Regions from separate parts of the Homo sapiens genome. Here region 2 is linked to region 1. A link is an interaction called in ENCODE POLR2A ChIA-PET data of the cell type or tissue named here. Cell type or tissue: OCI-LY7. All regions are shown on one strand. Links, peaks and the distances in the headings refer to the core of each region. The heading gives the core; the rest is flanking DNA.

Region 1 (5,000 bases), core at 1-5,000:
TGGCGAAGGCTCTGGAACCCTTGTATCTCATTCAGGAGAGGGCAGCCACATCTTCATGCTACTGGGTGGGTGGAAAAAGCAGGAGAGCTGAGAAACTCTTAGCCTCATCGGGGCTGCCTGGCCTGTGTGGGAGGACCCTGCTATGGCAAGCAAGAGAGAGGTCGCGTGTGCGTGTGCGTGTGTAGGTGTTCTTGTGTGTGGAAGCAGTGTGGACCACTGAGGGCTGTGTGTGTGTGTGTGTGTGTGTGTAGGTGTTCTTGTGTGTGGAAGCAGTGTGGACCACTGAGGGCTGTGTGTGTGTGTGTGTGTGTGTGTGTAGGTGTTCTTGTGTGTGGAAGCAGTGTGGACCACTGAGGGCTCTATGTCCCTGGGAGGTCAGGATTCTCCCTCCTCCATGGGCAGGGTGACAGCAAGGCCATGCAGAACCAACGAAAGAGCATTGGCTGCAGAACCGCTCTGCTGCTGGTGAGCTGTGTGGCTTTGGGCAAATGACGTTCCTTCTCTGTCTCCCTTTCCCTACATGCCAAATACCTCCCAGGTGGTGCTAACAGATAGTGGGGAGAGAGCCCTTTGTAGCCAGCTGGGTGCTGTGTCCAGGGGTTGGGGGGGTGTCAACACAGACGTCCCACTGCAGGAGGGAAAGACTGGTTTTTTGGTCAACACTGGAGGCTCCTGACTATGTCCACTGCTGAAGCCTGAACTCTGAGCTCTGGGTTGACTCCCAGAGTGCTACCGACTGCCTCAGCCCAGTTGTCAGAGCAGACGGCTCTTGTGTCCAGAGCTGCTGAGGGCTGGAGCTGAGGCCTCGGCCTCCCTCCCCTCCCTGGGGCCTGCCACAGCAGCAAGCCCAGAGGAGACACGCCTTGCTCTGGGAGTGAAACCAGAACTGCCCCCTCAGAGACCCTCTGCAGTATATCAAAAAAGGATAAGGCTATATATTAAATGACTATTTTATTTACACACCCTATTCATAAATAATTGAATCCTCTTTTTGACTGCACAATGATTCCTTGAAGATAGCCTAATGATTACACTGAGTGACTACAAGTAGATCAGTGGGCTTACCCATCTGTGTGTGACCACCTTCTCACATCTGTACTCACACACACACTCACACAGACACACATATACACACCAGCGGGGCGGGAACCCCGGGGCCTCCGGGACTCTCAAAGCACCAGCATTTGGCTCCCAGCATCAGTAGGGGGGCTCCTGTGGGAAAACTTTGCCCTGTACAGAGGTGTGAATTTGAGACAGCTGGAGAACAAAGAGATGTCAGCCAGGGAGCTCCCGCCCCACCCTACCCCGCCCCTCGGAGCTGGTCTGCCTTTGTTCATCCTGGAAGGCATCTCTTTGGATTTGCAAATATTTTAATTCACAGAAACTCAAGGAGAGGGTGGGGGTGGGGGCTGGGGTGGTGTGTTGCCGCCCTTCTGTCTTTATCCAGGCCTTCTCCAGCCCCCGTAAGTGGCAACAGCATTCTAGAGACATGCAGTGGTGTGCTAGTACCATACACACAACACAAACGACACAGCCAGCAACAGTGGCTGGGCTGGTTGGTGGGGGGCCTCTGGCACCTCCAAGTCTCAGGCTCTGTCACAGAGCAGGGCAGGTCTGGTCCGCTCACAGGGTCCTCACAGCCACGGGATAGAGGAGGGACAAGTGCTCAGCCCCTTTGATGGGTAGCTTTCTGGTGGTGTAGTAGTGGATGACTTCCGGGACACTGTCGAACGGAGGGCTGTTCTGACCCAGAACGTATTTCTCTTTGGTTTTGGCCAGTTTCATGTGCATAAAACCCTGGTTGCTCCTGTGAACAAAACACAGAGTTATCAGAACTACCCCCCTGACACTCAGGCTGAGGCCAAGGGTCTCCTCAGCTGTCTGGGACAGAAGGGATCCCAGCCATGAAGTGGCTGTGAGCTGCACCTCTCCAAGCCAGGACCGAGGCCCAGGACCAGATGAAATGCAGCTGCACCCAAGCGCACCCCCAATTCCGGCATCTGACCCGGAACCAGCAGCAGCCGCCACTGCTACAAGAGAGCATTCCAACACTGAGCGCTTCTAGGGACTTCTTCAGAAAAACAAAACAAAACAAAACAAAACAAAACAAAACAAAACAAAACAAAACAAAACAAAACTTAGTCCCTCTTTTCTATTACCAGTGCATATCCCTGTTTAAGCCTTGCCTGACAGGTGCAAAGTGTGTTCATGTCCCCAATGCCATGACAAGTGGGTAGGGCAGGGGTCATCACCCCCAGTTTCCAGAGGAGGAAACTGTGTGGCAGGGATGGCAAGTGATCTGTCCTTCCCTTTCAGTAGTAGGAAACTGTCACTGGGAAGGGGCCACCCAGCCAGGGACTACATTTCCCAGCCTCCCTTGCAGGCAGTTAGCCATGTGACTTGGCTTAGCCACTGGAAGGTGGGCAGAAAGTCTGTACTACCTGCCCTTCTTTATAAACCCTGTCTCCTGCAAGGTCCAGCCTGTGTTGCCTCTGCTGGGTGGTTTTCCAGGCTCCCACAGGCAGAGCTCCTTCCTTCATCTGGTGGCACTGAGGACACGCATGCCTTCCTGAACTGTAGGTACTTAGCCACCATCCCGGCTCCTCTGAGCATGCCATGGAGCAGGGCCCAGTCTATGTCCACCATGCTTGGCTTCAGACCTGCTTGGGAGGAGCCACCTGAAGTCTGCTCAAGGAAAAGCAGTGGGTGGGTTTCTCAGAGATCAGAGCACACAGCCCTTGCAGCCTGCCTGCATCAGCTCACGAGGGCCAAAGCCACAGTCCTCCCACCAGCATTTGCCTAGCCCCAGCAGACCTCTCCCAGCTCTCACCAGGGCTGCAGCCACACTGGATCCCTCACCCCTCCACCAGCCTGTCCTCTGCCTGCCCACTCAGTTCCACGCCTTTTATGATTCTACTGTGATTCTGCCACCAGACGTGTGGATGCTTTAGATTTTCCAAAGCACAGTCCACTTTATCGGGTGTCTGTCCCTTAGGTAGAAAGCTGGAGCTTCTGACAAATCACCTGCCCCCATCTCCACGGCCTCCAGCAGACTCCCCCAACCTGAGCTCCAAGCAGACTTGAAGGTTTGCAGCCTTTCCGCTCCAGCTCCGCCCCTAGCCGCTGTCGCTCCCACAGGGGCTCTCAGGGCTTGAACACATCTCTTCCAGTCAGGACTGGGCTTCCCAAGCTTACAAGTGCCCACTCTATTAACACCTTAATTTGGGCTCCAGGACCATTTTTAAATGGGCAGAACAAATGCTTAATGAAGTGCGAGCACTAAGCAATATGTCTGCTCATAATAATGTATTTAGAGATGTCACCCTTAGCTTAAAGGAAATCGTTGGGAGAGCCAATTACATTTCAAGAGAGACTAATTCCTGTAAAGAACTGGAATTTAAATCAAGATTTTTTTTAAGGCTGGCAATGTTCTAATTACAGAGCCTGTGGCAAGTTCTGCTCCTCAGTGAAGGGTCATTTCATCGGAGAATTGCCTAGACACGTCTGAGAAGCAGGCGGCGCACTCGCTTAGGCTGCAGAAAGGAAACGGCATGTGTGTTACAAGAAGAATGTAAAACTCCATTCCAGCAAAGACTCACCTACCCACCACGCCGAAGAGACCACAGATCTGTGCCAGTTTGGAAAGGGCTGTGATTGCTTAAGTAATGCGCTGAAACTGTGTGGCTGAGAAAACAGCAGAAGAGTTAAAAAGCTGAGCTCTCAGAGCCACATGCCCAGCTTTGCCTGGAGAAGGGGTGTGGAAGGGCGAGAGAGCAGGGCTGGTAAGGAGGGGCTGCAGGTGCCAGGGACACTCAGCAGGGAGGAGGGTATGACCCTGGGCACATCATTCCCCTCTGCGTGCATGCACTGAGTGGCCTTACGTTTTTGGGGTGCTGGACCAGCAGGCTTTGTGATTCTCACAGATCTATACCTGGGGGACAGAGTGGAGGAGGTGTCAGGCAGAGGGTCACAGCCGCTGGCGGGAACTGAGTCTGCCAGTGTGCAGGTATGAAGCTGCAGGGGAACAAGCCAGTTTCATTTTCAAGGTTAGGAGAGTAACTCACATGGGTGAAGGCAACATTTCATATGAATTTGTTCTACGGCATCTGGCAAGGGAAGTGGACAGTGATAGCAGCAATGGCTCTGACAGAGTCCGAAGCAGAAGCTAAGCTCCTCTGTTCCCAGGTTAGGGGCTTAGAATGGCCACCAAGTACTAAAAGCCACACAATGTCCTCTGTACCTTGGCTGCCGACAGATAGCGAGGTGGGGCAGCTGCCAGGCTGAAGAGAGTCTAGACGTCCCCGGGAAGTCCCTCCTGCCTGTCTGAGCCTGCTGTTTATCACCCCCAACACACTCCTATCTCGCCTGTGTAAGCACCCACGAGTTTACCACCCTGAGCCAGGCTGTGCCGATGGGGCAGACTGGTCATGAAGCTCAGAGACCAAGGCAGAGCTGGGACCAGCACTTGGGCTCCATGAACCTCTAGTCTGTGGCCTGACCATTCTCAGGCAGAGGGAGAAAGGCGCGTTCACATGCTGACCCTCCTGGGCTCAAGCACTGCACCCCGTGGGTTCCCTGGCCCTCAGGCTATCCTTGTGCCTTGCTGGGCTCTGTCCCTTCTCCTGCTGCATCCACAGGGAGGCTGACTAGATGACCCTGGGGGGTACTTCCAGCCCTAGATCCTGGATTCCACATGTGCAAAACATAATCTGCTGCCTACCCGCTGAGGGCTTCCTGCAGGAAGGGGTCTGCAAGCAGCCTCACACCTTCCCTCCACCGCTGCCCTCATCCCCAGTCCTGCTTTCACTGGGGCATTGGCCAGGATTGCCTTCAGGGACAATCCTTCCTGTAGGCCAGGCTCTATGTCCTGAAGCACCGAGGTGCAGAAAGGGGAGGTGTCTGGCCCAAAGTCACACAGTGATTATCAGCAGCAGATGCCCAGAGTCAGTGCTCCTGACCTCAGCACTCCCCAGACCTGAGAGAGGGCCTCATGTAACCCT
Region 2 (5,843 bases), core at 483-5,482, 110 kb before region 1:
ATTATAGGCGCCTGCCACCACGCCCGGCTAATTTTTGTATTTTTAGTAGAAACGGGCTTTCTCCATGTTGGTCAGGCTGGTCTCGACCTCCTGACCTCAGGTGATCTGTCTGCCTCGGCCTCCCAAAGTGCTGGGATTACAGGCTTGAGCCACTGCGCCTGGCCTCTGAATGGTATTTCTAATGGACTCATGGGTGGGATAGATGAGATTACAAGAATTGCAATTTAGGATCCGCAATTTAGGTTTGGGATTGAAACTCCCCTCCCCTCACCCAGTATACCCTAGGACTAAAGGTGAATCCAGAATCGACAGTACTCATGGGGACTAAAGGCCAGCTTCAAATAATCTCATTCCCTACGTAGATTAAGAAGACCTCAGATTGCCGGCACCTCTACTCTAGCTTACTTGCCATAATTAAAGATGAATCTTCTATGGAAGAAGAAAATATGCAGCTGAGTGCCGTGGCTTACACCTTTAATCCAAGTTCTTTGGGAGGCTGAGGAGGGAAGATTAATTGAGGCCAGGAGTTGGAGACCAGTCTGAGCAACATAGTGAGAGATCCCATATCTGCAAAAAATCTAAAAATTAGCTGGGCAAGGTGGTGTGCGCCTGCCATACTAGCTACTCTGGAGGCTGAGGTGGGAGGATTGTTTAAGCCCAGGCGTTTGAGGTTACAGTGAGCTATAATCACATCACTACACTTCAGCCTGGGTGACCAAGCAAGACCCTGTCTCTAAAGAAATTTTTTTAAAAATATAATATATCATCCAGTGCTTTAAATTATCCCTATAATTTTTGTATACAGTGACGAGCACTAGTACAAAGAGATTCGTTGTCTGAAAAACCAAGAAAATCAGCAAACAATAGAAATAGACCCACAGGAGATCTGACATTAAAACTATTTAATATGTTCAAGGAATTATAAGATGGAGAAATTTAGCAGAGAACTAGAAGCTAAAAAAAGAAAACCCTAGAACTAAAAAGTACAGTAACTGATAAAAACTCACTGGATGATTTAACAGCAAACTGGACACAGCTGAAGGATTTGTGAGCTTGAGAATAGATGAGAAAAAAATATACAGAATAAAGTTCAGATTTACCAAAATGGGACATAGAGATTAAGATATGTCATAAGATACAGGGAAAAGATCTTATAAATATAAATGGAGTTTCAGAAAGATATTAAAGAGAATGAAGATAAATCAATATTTGAACAGATAATGGATGACAATTTTAAAAATTAACAAAAGACATTGTAGATTCAAGAAAGGCTATACATCTCAAGCAAGAGAAAGACAAAAAAAGCAGGCCAGGCATGGTGGCGCACCCCTGTAATCCCAGCACTTATGGAGGCTGAGGTAGTTGGATCTCTTGAGCTCAGGAGTTTGAGACCAGCCCGGCCAACATGGCAAAACCCTGACTCTACAAAAAAATTAGCCGGGTGTGGTGGCATGCGCCTGTGGTCCCAGCTACTCAGGAGGCTGAAGAAGGAGGATCACTTGAATCTGGGAGGTCAAGGCTGCAGTGAGCTGAGATTGCGCCACTGCATTCCAGCGCCACCACACTCCAAACCTTCTGAAACAAAACTGCTTCAAAAACAAAAAAAAAACCTTCCAACTGCTTTAAAAACAAAAACAAAAATCCCTACCAACTTCTTCAAAAACAAACAACAAAAAAAAGAAGAAAAAAAGACAGAAATATAAAGCCACACTTAGCTACAAGAGTAAAGCTGCTAAAACTAAAATAAAACATACATGCACAAAGACAAAGAAAATCTTAAAAGCAGCTAGAGGAAAGAGATAGATTACTTTCAAAGGAGGCTCAAAAAGAGAGCTAAGTTCACTGCAGAAACAATGGAAGTCAAGAGACAAAGATATTTCCAGACAAATATTGAGAGAATTTGCCACTATCAGATCTACACAGAAACAGGTAACAAAATTATTCTTTAGGAGGAAGGAAAAAGGTGGAAGATCAGAGGTACAGGAAAGAATGAAAAGAACAAAAATAAATATGCGTGTAAATCAAAATGAATGTGAACTTTTTTTTCATTTTTTTAGACAGAGTCTCTCTCTGTCATCCAAGCTGGAGTGCAGTGGCATGAACACTGCTCACTGCAGCCTTGACTTCCTGGGCTCAAGTAATCCTCTTGCCTCTGCCTTTTGTGTAGCTGGGACCACAGGCACACGCCAGCATGGCTGGCTAATTTTTTTATTTTTTGTAGAGACAAGGGTCTCAGTTTGTTGTCCAGGCTGGGAATGGTATAAAACATGAAAAATTTTAGTAGAGCATTAAATTTATATATAATTATATCTAAAAAATTAAATATTAGGATGGGATAAAGGAAGTTGAAGTGAGCTAAGGTTCTTGCATCATCCAGGAAGTAATAATTACGTACTTCACTTTAAAAAGTTGATGCATGATGTTAGCTCTTTAGGTATTCGCTAAAAGAAGAGTAAAAATATATTTAACATACTAAATAGCATATGGGGAGATATCAATAGCAAATGTATATATATTCTTAGAGATGGGATCTTGCACTGTTGCCCAGGCTGGAGTTCATTGGTGCTGTCACAGCTCACGGCAACCTCCAACTCCTGGGCTCAAGCAATCCTCCCGCCTGTCTCCTGGGCAGCTAGGACTGCAGCCATAAGCCACTATGCCTGGCCATTTTATTTTTTTATAGAGATAGGGTCTCCACATGTTGTCCAGGCTGATCTCCAACTCCTGGCCACAAGCTATCCTCCTGCCTTGGACTCCTAAAACACTAGGATTACAGGCATGGGCCAATGTGCCTGGCCAAAAAAATGTTTAAAGCAACTGAAAAGGGACATAGAACAGACAGGACAAATGGAAAGTAAATTCTCTGGTGACAGATTTCAACTCAAAGATTGCTAGTAGTTACATTAAATGTAATTTGACTGAGACAATGATTGTCAGATCAGATTTTTAAAAACTGCTTACAGAAGACATACCTGAAATGTAAGGATACACAAAGTTTTAAAGTAAAAGGATGTCAAGGCATACCACTGCTAGCATTAGCTAAATGAAAGTTGGTGTGTTATGTTAATATCAGACAACACAAAAAACAAATTCATACAATTTCCAAGCATTGAGATTAAGCAGTTTGTTTTTCAATGAAAGTTCAGGAAATAAATAACTAGAAAATCTCTTTATTTTTGGAAATGCTCTTTTAAATAACTTGTGAGTCAAAGAAGAAATCACAGTATAAATTATAAAATATTTGAAACTGAATGATGAAAACACTATCAAAATTTGTGCAATTGCAGCTGAAGCCATGTATAGAGGAAAATCTTAGATCCTTAAATGCAGATATTAGAAAAGAAGAAAGGCTGAATTGTCAATAAGCTAAGTAAGCATCCATCTCAAGAACTTTGAAACAGAACAACAAATTATACCCAAAGAAGGTAAAAAGAAGGAATAGAGATCAGAGTGCAATTGAACCACTTTGAAACTATTTGTCACTATATATATATATATATATATATATATATATATATATATATATATATTTGTTGTTGTTGTTGTTGTTGTTGTTGTTGAGATGGAGTCTCATTCTGTCACCCAGGCTGGAGTGCAATGGCACGATCTCAGGTTACTGCAACCTCTGCCTCCCGGGTTCAAGCGATTCTCCTGCCTCAGCCTCCCAAGTAGCTGGAATTACAGGCATGTGCCACCACGCCGGCTTTTTTTTTTTTTTTTTTTTTGTATTTTTAGTAGAGATGGGTTTCACCATGTTGGCCAGCCTGGTCTCAAACTCCTGACCTTGTGATCCGCCCGCCTCGGCCTCCTAAAGTGCTGGGGTTACAGGCGTGAGCCACCACGCCTGGCCTTCAATTTTTTTTTTAAGAGGCAGGGTCTTGCTGTGTTGCCAGGCTGATCTCAAATTCCTGGGCTCAAGTGATCCTCCTGCCTCAGCCACCCAAAGTGCTGGAATTATAGGTGAGAGCCACTGTGTCTGGCCTTTAAAGTTTAAAAATAGAAACAGAGGATATTGTGAACAACTTCATGCCAATAAAATTCTAAAGTTCAATGAAATAGGCTAATTCCTAGAAAAGTAGAAATTACCAAAACTGACATTAGTAAAAGATTAGAAAGTAGTATCATAACCAATAATACTGCATCAGTAGTTAGGTCTAGATGGTTTTATAGACTAGCACTACCAAATTTACAAGAAATAAATAATCCCAATTTATATAAACTATTCCAGTGTATAAAATAACAAGAGCCAGTCTTAATTCATTCCATGATGTTAGCATACACTTTATACCAAAATCTGACATGAATAGCACAAGAAAGCAAAATTACCATGCAATTTCGCTGAAGAATAAAGATAGAAAAATCATAAACAAAATATTAGCCAACTGAATCTAGCAATGAGGTAAAAATAAAAGACTGATTTGAAATTAGAAAGTAAATTAATGTAAATAACTACATTAATATATTAAAGGAAAAATATAGGAATATCTCAATAAATGCTGAAAAATCTCTTACACAGTTTGACATATATTCATGAAAAGAAAGCTTAGCAAAATTGAAACAGAACTTTCCTTAATCTAATAGTAGGAATCTGCCCAAAAAACCTACACCAAACATTGTACTTAATGATGAAATGTTGAATATATTCTTGAAGATCAGGAACAAGATGAGTGCCTGCTATTAACACTTCTATTCAACATTGTTCTGAAAGTCCTAGTCAGTATAACAACCAAAAAGAGAAGGAAACAGGTTTTTAAAAAGAAGAACAGTCTGGGCATGGTGGCTCACGCCTGTAATCCCAGCACTTTGGGAGGCCGAGGCAGGTGGATCACCTGAGGTCAGCAGTTCGAGACTAGCCTGGCCAACATGGTGAAACCCTGTCTCTACTAATAATACAAAAATTAGCTGGGCATCATGGCACACGCCTGCAGTCCCAGCTACCCAGGAGGCTGCGGCAGGAGAATCACTTGAACCCGGGAGGCGGAGGTTGCAGTGAGCTGAGATCACGCCATTGCACCCCAGCCTGGGCAACAAGCGCAAAACTCTGTCTCCAATAAAAAAAAAAAATAGGAAGAACAAAGCAATTATTTTTAGATGGTATTATTATCAACCAAAAACCCCAAATAATAGAATAGTAAGATCGATTGATAAATAATCAATATTTAAAAATCAGTTACATTTCTGTATACCAGCAATAAGCAAAGCCAAAAAAATTTTTTTTGAGACAGGGTCTTGGTCAGCTAGGCTGGAGTGCAGTGGCATGATTATAGCTCACTACAGCCTCAACCTCCCTGACTCAGCTGATCCTCCCACCTCAGCCACCCAAATAGCTGGGACTACAGGTGTGCACCATCATACCTGGCTAATTTTTAAATTTTTTGTAGAGACAAGGTCTCACTGTGTTGCACAGGCTGGTCTCAAACTCCTGAGCTCAAGTAATCTTTCCTCCTTGGTCTCCCAAAATTCTGGAATAACAAGAATAAGCCACTGTGTCCAGCATAAGCAAAAATTTTAAAAGAACATTTATTCAAATATAAAAAAAAATCAAGTGCCCAGGAATAAGTTCAACAGAAGGTAGGCATGGGCCATATGGAGGAAACTATACAATTTTGTTGAGAGAATTACAGAAGATTTAAATAAATGGAGATAGATTATGTTAATGGATTGGAAGATTCCATATTGTAAAGACAGCAGTTCCATTACAACTTTTTGGGCCACGCGCGATGGCTCACGCCTGTAATCCCAGCACTTTGGGAGGCTGAGGTGGGTGGATCACCTGAGGTAAGGAGTTAGAGACCAGCCTGGCTAACATGGTGAAACCCCGTTTCTACTAAAAATACAAAAAG

What was found. ChIA-PET counts read pairs that join two places held together with the same protein. Peaks named below come from ENCODE experiments on the same cell type or tissue, not always from the same donor. Only the 100,000 strongest peaks of a DNase experiment are listed, where the experiment ranks them.
Region 2: POLR2A ChIA-PET joins it to region 1 with 6 read pairs; 2 of 35 experiments call an interaction of 5 or more read pairs at or near these places.

What each region holds. Positions count from the first base shown.
Region 1 is chr9:37,918,198-37,923,197 of GRCh38, forward strand. It overlaps SHB (SH2 domain containing adaptor protein B), which reads right to left. Exons shown (of 6, transcript NM_003028.3): 6 at 1-1,807. The coding sequence ends at 1,624. Among named protein-coding and RNA genes, the nearest start is that of SLC25A51, 17 kb to the left of the region's middle. RefSeq lists an enhancer at 4,157-4,256. In OCI-LY7, for the core only: no CTCF peak of the experiment used is centred there; a DNase peak (open chromatin) is centred at 2,394.
Region 2 is chr9:37,810,598-37,816,440 of GRCh38, forward strand. All of the region lies in intron 1 of DCAF10 (DDB1 and CUL4 associated factor 10), which reads left to right. Among named protein-coding and RNA genes, the nearest start is that of DCAF10, 13 kb to the left of the region's middle. In OCI-LY7, for the core only: no CTCF peak of the experiment used is centred there; no DNase peak of the experiment used is centred there.